Regions from separate parts of the Homo sapiens genome. Here region 1 is linked to region 2. A link is a contact called in ENCODE POLR2A ChIA-PET data. All regions are on one chromosome and are shown on one strand. The core of a region is the stretch at or near the end of the contact, and the rest is flanking DNA. Distances in the headings are between cores, read along the strand shown.

Region 1 (3,404 bases), core at 776-3,275, 2.5 Mb after region 2:
CAAACAGACACAACTTCACATACTGGTTTTGCAACTTGCTGGCAAATGAGTGAATTTTACTCAATCCCAATTTTTCTCATCTGTAAAACAGCCATAAAATCGACCCCCACTGCCTCTTCCTCACCCCTCCCACAGACAAAGGATTTTTTTTCTCTTTTTTTCTATTCAGTCTTCACTGAACTAACATTTGCACGCCAAGCACCATTAAGTATTTTGCAAAGATTGTCTCATCTAATTCTTGTCAGTAAAGAAGTTTCATTTATGATCCTCATTTTATAGTGAAGAAACTAGGAATCAGTTGACTTAAAAATGACCTGCCTAAAGTCACACAGGTAAGAGGTGGAACCAATTTCCCACTGAAGAAGTGTGCCTGGGAGCCTGAGCTCGTAACCACCGCTTGTGACGATGACAATGCCTGGCAGTCGTCATCCTGTCTGGCCCATGGATGAAATTTAATAGAAGTTAATTCTGCATTTCCTCTTTTCTTAAAGAGCTATGAATTGGAGCTGAGGCCTGGCAGTCAGAAAACCAGGATTCTAGTGGGCTGGTAAATCACTTCTATTTCCTTGCAGCATAATGAAAGCATGGGATCAGATCACTCTCCTTAAGCGTTTCTTCTGGGCTGAATGAATTTGTACTCTCTACAGGTCTGAATGCTTGCTCTAAACAGAAAATAAGTTAGTTGTTCCCTAAAATTTTATGAAAAATTTATATTCGTTTCCATCATCTGAGTTTGTTTTGATATTTAAAACATAGATATTATGTCCTACCTAAACCTCTCTCCATGCACTCACTCACACTCACCTCATCCCATCTCGCAGTCTTGTGTGTTCCTTTACTCCAGGCACACCTAATTCATGGCTGCACATTCCCAAGGGCACCCTAGAAGGGGCACTCTCTTGGTTTGAAAAGCAGAGGTGTCAGTAGGTTTCATCAGGTCTCTGTACCTACACAATTCTATTACTCTGTTAACCTATGTGATGTGGAGGTTTATGACATAGAAGTTCTCCCCAGACTCGACCATGAACTTCCCAAACTCATCCAGAACTGAACCACCTTAAAACACGCTCTTTTGATATCTTGCCAACTTGGCAGATAAGACCGGATTTTCTACAAATTAAAAAGTGGTGATGGTGATGTGTTTGTTGGTGATGATGCTGATAAAATATGACCACTTCTTTATACGAGATGATTTCTTATAAAGGCAAATGAAAATTTTGTATCACAGTTGGAAACCACTGGACCATCAAGTACACTTGAAGGGCAAGAAAGATAAATTTACAGACAAAACTAAGGATTGTTTTTATATTATGTATTTCTCTGTCATCTGCCCACACCTGAAACCCAATTAACATTCAAGGGAGAATGAGTTTTGTTCAAGCCATTTAGAAGAGTAAAAGGAAAAGTAAATTTTAATAAGCCAGTATTTTTCTCTTGACACAAAGATTAGCAGAATTTGGGAATAATGTTTAAAATAAGTGTTATAGGCTGGGTGCGGTGGCTCATGCCTGTAATCCCAGCACTTTGGGAGGTCAAGGTGGGCGGATCACCTCAGGTCAGGAGTTCGAGACAAGCCTGGCCAACATGGTGAAACCCTGTCTCTAATAAAAACATAGAAAATTAGCCGGGCATTGTGGTGGGCACCTGTGATCTCAGTTACTCAGGAGGCTGAGGCAGGAGAATTACTTGAACCTGGGAGGTGGAGGTTGCAGTGAGCCAAGATCACGCCATTGCACTCCAACCTGGGCAACAAGAGTGAAACTCCATCTCAAAATAATAATAATAAGAAGTTGTTATAATATATGGAATGTATATTGCAGCATTATATTTTAAAAACAAACCATTACAAAAACACTGTTAATTTTGGAAGGCACATTAGCCAGTAGGGTTGAAAGATTTAATGTTCCAGTAATAGGAGTTTGGAATTCCAAAACACAGAGAAATTGTCACTTTTATTGTTTTGCTTAGTCTGGTTTTATTTCAGGAAGTTAGGAGACACTGGGCCCGACAGCGCAGATGACAAGCCGTGATGCAAATGCTTCCTATCTATGAGACAGGAAATGCTCTCAGACCCTGCACGTAACTCCCTGCAAAGTTTGCTCTTTGTTTTTGGTACATCCATTTGCTTCTTTGTGCTTAATTCTATGTATTGTGTACAGATGAGACAAAGAGAAAGCTGCAGTTATAGGACAGTATATGCCTTCTAAAGAAATTGCTCTTACATTATCAAGGAACAAATGAAGAGGTTTACTGATTTATGAGGAGACATTTGGTATAAACTGAAGGACTTGCTACAGTAGCCATATAAAGGACCTCATAATGAAATTTTTCAGGTCACACACACACATACGCACGCATGTACGTATATGCACATATACAATTGTTTTTCAAGTGGTTTCAGATTTTTCAAATGCAGTCACTAAAGATCAATTCTAGCAATGAATACATTTTGAATTTGTACCCTCTGAGCTCTTACCATTTTGGTCATGCAGACCTTGAGAATTAAGAACCCAGAATATTTTTCTTCATAATTTTGACACTGATTCATCCTATTTTTTTTTTTTTTTTCAGGGAGGAAGGGGGTCACAGGGTCTCGCTCTGTCACCCAGGCTAGTGTGCAGTGATGTGCGATCATAGCTTGCTGTAACCTCAAACTCCTGGGCTCAAGTGACCCTCCCGCCTCAGCCTCTTGAGTAGCTGGGACCACAGGAACGGGCCACCACACCTGGCTAATTTTTTAAAATTTTTTGTAGAGACGGGGTCTCACTATGTTCCCCAGATTTGTCTTGAATTCCTGGTCTTAAGCAGTCCCCCTGCCTCGGCCTCCCAAAGTGCTAGGATTACAGCCAGGAACCACTGCACTGAACCATGATTCATCCTGTCTTTGAATCTGCCCACCTGGAAGTGTTGTGTAAATTTTTCCGTAAAGACTGGACTTGGCTTCATTCAGTTCGACTATCAGATTCTTCACAGTGCCTCAGAGGTATGCTCTTACTGCTGCAAAAAAAAGCTGGGGGAGGAAAGTATTTTAAAATTATTGAATGATCCTTGCTTAAACTTGCAAATTTACAGTGGCCAGGAGCCACTGTACCACAAAATCATGGTAAAAAATTTTCCTCCTACTAGTACTTTTAATGAATTTATTACAATATTATTTCAAGCCCAACTAGAGAACTGGAATAGAATGATACATTTCATCCTGTTTGCTATACAGCCGGTTTTTATTACAAAAATCTTGTTTTTACTTTAGTTTCATTTTTAAGGCAAATATTTGGCCCCTGGTTGAGGGAGTAGCGTGTCAGCCCTCAGCATTTGAAAAGGGAATTGCATGTTGGTGGGGCCGTGCTCCCTCCCAAGCCTGTGGGAGAGGAGCCTTGCTTGTCTCATCCACTTCTAGTAGCCCT
Region 2 (3,583 bases), core at 255-2,754:
CACAGATGCATGTGTGCATATCTGCACTCATAGACCAGTTGGAAAATGAAGTGAGAAGAGGCATATTTTCTTACCTATAATAAAAGGTTATTGTGCTTAGCTGGATTTTGTAAAGTGTTTTTATCTCATATATTTATACAATATTGATTCAATCAAATTAACCTAATAAGTGCAAATAATAGGTATGTCAAGACAAATAGAGAGATTAGAGGAAAAAACACATTTATTGAGCACCTACTATGTGTACACCTTCATCAGCATCATTGTCCTTAATACTGGCAACTATAGCTATCATATTTACAGCATATGGATAAGGAAACAGTTCAGGAAGATCAAACCACTTTATATGTCAGAGCTAGAATTCAGACTCAAGTGTGATTTCCATTCATGTGTCATGACCACGATACCATGATGCCTCTTCACCCAGAAGTTCATAGTCGAGCCCGCTGTGATGTTCATGAACATTTGCTGGCACTCTCATGACGATGATGTAAAAGATTTTACACACAATAGTCAGAAATGATGTAAGAAAAAAATGAAGTTTTAAAAAGTATCTTCATGGAATTCATAGTCACAGAAACATTTTCATAAAAGGAGGCTCTTAATTATATTTTTAAAACTCTATACCCTACCCACTTATTCCTTGTGATGTTTATCAGGACTGGACTAGATGAATATGGCAGAGATAAAGCTATCACTTAAGGTTCCTGCTTAAAAGGATTTTATTATTGTACTGGACACTAATGTATTTGACATTGTTTAATTTTTAAAATCTATTTCTTAAAAGAAAATAGTTTTAAAACAGCCTTTAAGGATAGGACTGTAAGTATTGTCATTTATAAAGTGTCATTTATTTTAAACATGTAAAATTATTGGCCCTCAGATACCTTATATTTAATCCTTTTAACAACTCTTCATAGTAAGCAGTAATTTTCAAGTTTTACAAATAAGAATCTCATGGACTGTAGAGGTTAAGCATAGGCACCAGTGTTTAAACCAGTCTTACTCTAAAATACAGACTGCTCCCCCTATACCACACATTGCTCCTCTGATTCCACACATTGTTTTCTCAAATCCTTGAATAAGGGTTATTATTGAGGCTATTAAGAATGATTGCCAACATTGACTTGAACTAGAAATGTCAGAATGAACAATAGAATGAAAAAATGACAGTTTTGTTTTTTACTTTTTTTTTTTTATTTTTAACCACTGGGTTAGAATAGCAGAAGGTAGAATTAAGAGAACAAAAAGTAATTTTCAGTGGTAATATGCTGACTGTATCAAGAGTAGCAGGAATGATACTATCAAGGAAGAAAAGAATAAATATTTCAGCAGACAATTAATCTATCTCAGGGCTAACAAATCTAAAACAAATATACCATCAATAATACTCTATTTCCATTTCCTGGCTGGAAAGAGCTACACGAGCATATAACTTTGAATTGTTTTGTAAGGCCAGGTGACCTGCAGCTGGCTCATGGTTAACTGCTGGAGCCTCACTGAAGATGTAAATACTGTTCCGCAGCTTTGTGATACATAGCTAAAGACCATAAATGTGTATGTAATGAGTCAGAGAGCAGCAGTTCATTACTTGGGGCCTTTGTCACATATGCATCATATGAATACTGAACGACAATGATTTGCATGGAAAATCAGTTTAATGACAGAGAAACAAATACATAGTGGTTGTGAGCTTTCAATTTTGTGTCTAAAAAACGGATTCTAATCTCTTTTGTGCCATTTATTGGCTGTGTCTCTTTTCCTATCAGTGGGATGTACATAAGGGTCTTGGGATGGGTTTATTGTATAAGCTAAATAAAAAGAGGTATGTAAAACATGTGGCATGGTGCCTAGAACAGAGTAAGGCATCAACTCGTATCTGCTATTAGTACTGATGTCAAAAGATGTGGCATGCTGTTGTCTGGCTCCTCTTAAAAGGAAATTAAAACCTAAATTTGTCTCATGTGAGTATTCATCTCATATGATTGACCCCATAAGGCCACTAGGAAAACCGAATGGGAAAAAAACCCAGCATCTCACTTGTAGCTCCAGAGGAATAGGATTTGGGTTTGGGCTGTTCTCTTTGGTCCCTTTTAATCTGACCAACCTGATGCTTCACCAGCATAAAACTACTTTCTCCCAAGGTTTTCATTTGCAGAAACAGGAAGACCCTTGAGACCAATAACTGGTTATTTATTTTTAAATGTTCTAAAATAAAAATAATAGTGTGAGGCTTTTGCTTGAGCTTTCTTTCTGAAATGACCCTTGACAGGAACTGGAAATAGTTCTTGTCAATGCAGCCATTATCTCTCTTGTGACCAAACGGGATGTGGGAGGTAGGGTGGAATTTCTGAGTTCTTTGTACATAGGAATAAAATGTCTGTCATTTAGTTAAAATAAATTATTGATTTTTAAATCAAATTAAAATATTGAGTCACACAAGCAGGTACTGTACTTGAATTTTCCCTTATTTGTAAGAACTGTTTTTCACTGCTTTATGAATAGTGGGGAAAAATAAGGGGATATAAATAACAAAAACATGTTTTGGGCTTCATGAAACCCAGAAGGCAATTATAGGACACTCTGAAGAAAAAGTTTAAATTACCATAATTTCCCAGGAAAATAAATGATCCACTTTCTTGCCTTATCAGGTAAGCAAGCTGACAAAATGCTTTAAAAACAACTTTGGGATACTTAGTTTCCCTTTCCACTGGAGGACTGTGCACAAAGCTCAAATTATGCTTTCCATACCCCAGTGCTTTCTCCTCTTCCTGGGAACAAGGGTGTTAAGTGTCCCCAGCATCACTCAGGGATTGGGCTTGAGAAAGTCTTAGGAGCAAGACAAATGATTGATTTTGCTGGAAGGGAAACAGAAAAAGCCGGGCATGAATTTAAGTGGAATAATGACAGATCGCTTTAGCGGATCAAATGATTGATTTTCTTCAGGGATTAAGAGATGATTCAATTTGGGATTACTGTATTATTGCTTCTAGATCTGCAAAATATACGTGTCCGTGGCCTGAGGGTAAAGAAAGTAAAATAATGGGTCGTATCACATACATTTCTTGTTTAAATTTCCTCCAAAGCTTTAATTATTTCAGGAATAAATACCTCCTCCTCAGTATGAGAATCTGGGGTTTTCTTGCTCTGGCCCCTACATACTTATCCTGTCTCTTTGGTGGTCTTTCTCTCCTTGCATGCTATATGACATCAGAAGCAGTGACATCACTGTACTACCCCAGAAATGGGCCTCTCTGCCTTTGAATCTCATACACCTTTTGTCCAGAACGCTTCCATCTCCCTTACTTCCCTTTATTTCCTAGGCTAACTGATAAATCATTATTTAAAACATTCTACTTAGCCCTGAATCTGGGTTGTATGTACTTTCTATGTGCTCTCAAAATATCTCTTTATTTTTCTCAATCATTACGTTTATCATAGTATATTGTAATCATGTCTTGACTTTGATTTAATTGGTGTTAGGTCAGGCACGGTCAGCGGTCTATTTAAAAAGCTCCCTGGTGATTCTGATTCACAGCCAGGATTATGACCCACTGAACTGGACTGATAGCTCCATGAAGAT

What was found. ChIA-PET counts read pairs that join two places held with the same protein, here RNA polymerase II (POLR2A).
Region 1: POLR2A ChIA-PET joins it to region 2 with 15 read pairs in AG04450. The contact joins two enhancer-like sites. POLR2A ChIA-PET finds 5 or more read pairs at or near these places in 2 of 52 experiments (AG04450 and naive thymus-derived CD4-positive, alpha-beta T cell).

Annotation. Positions count from the first base shown.
Region 1 is chr6:134,517,611-134,521,014 of GRCh38, forward strand. No RefSeq gene overlaps it. Among named protein-coding and RNA genes, the nearest start is that of LINC03002, 21 kb to the right of the region's middle. Within about 2 kb of position 2,026, at least 10 of the 41 ENCODE cell types and tissues checked have a DNase peak (open chromatin) inside an H3K27ac peak, as active enhancers do.
Region 2 is chr6:132,059,272-132,062,854 of GRCh38, forward strand. All of the region lies in intron 2 of CCN2-AS1 (CCN2 antisense RNA 1), which reads left to right. Among named protein-coding and RNA genes, the nearest start is that of MIR548AJ1, 54 kb to the right of the region's middle. Within about 2 kb of position 1,505, at least 2 of the 41 ENCODE cell types and tissues checked have a DNase peak (open chromatin) inside an H3K27ac peak, as active enhancers do.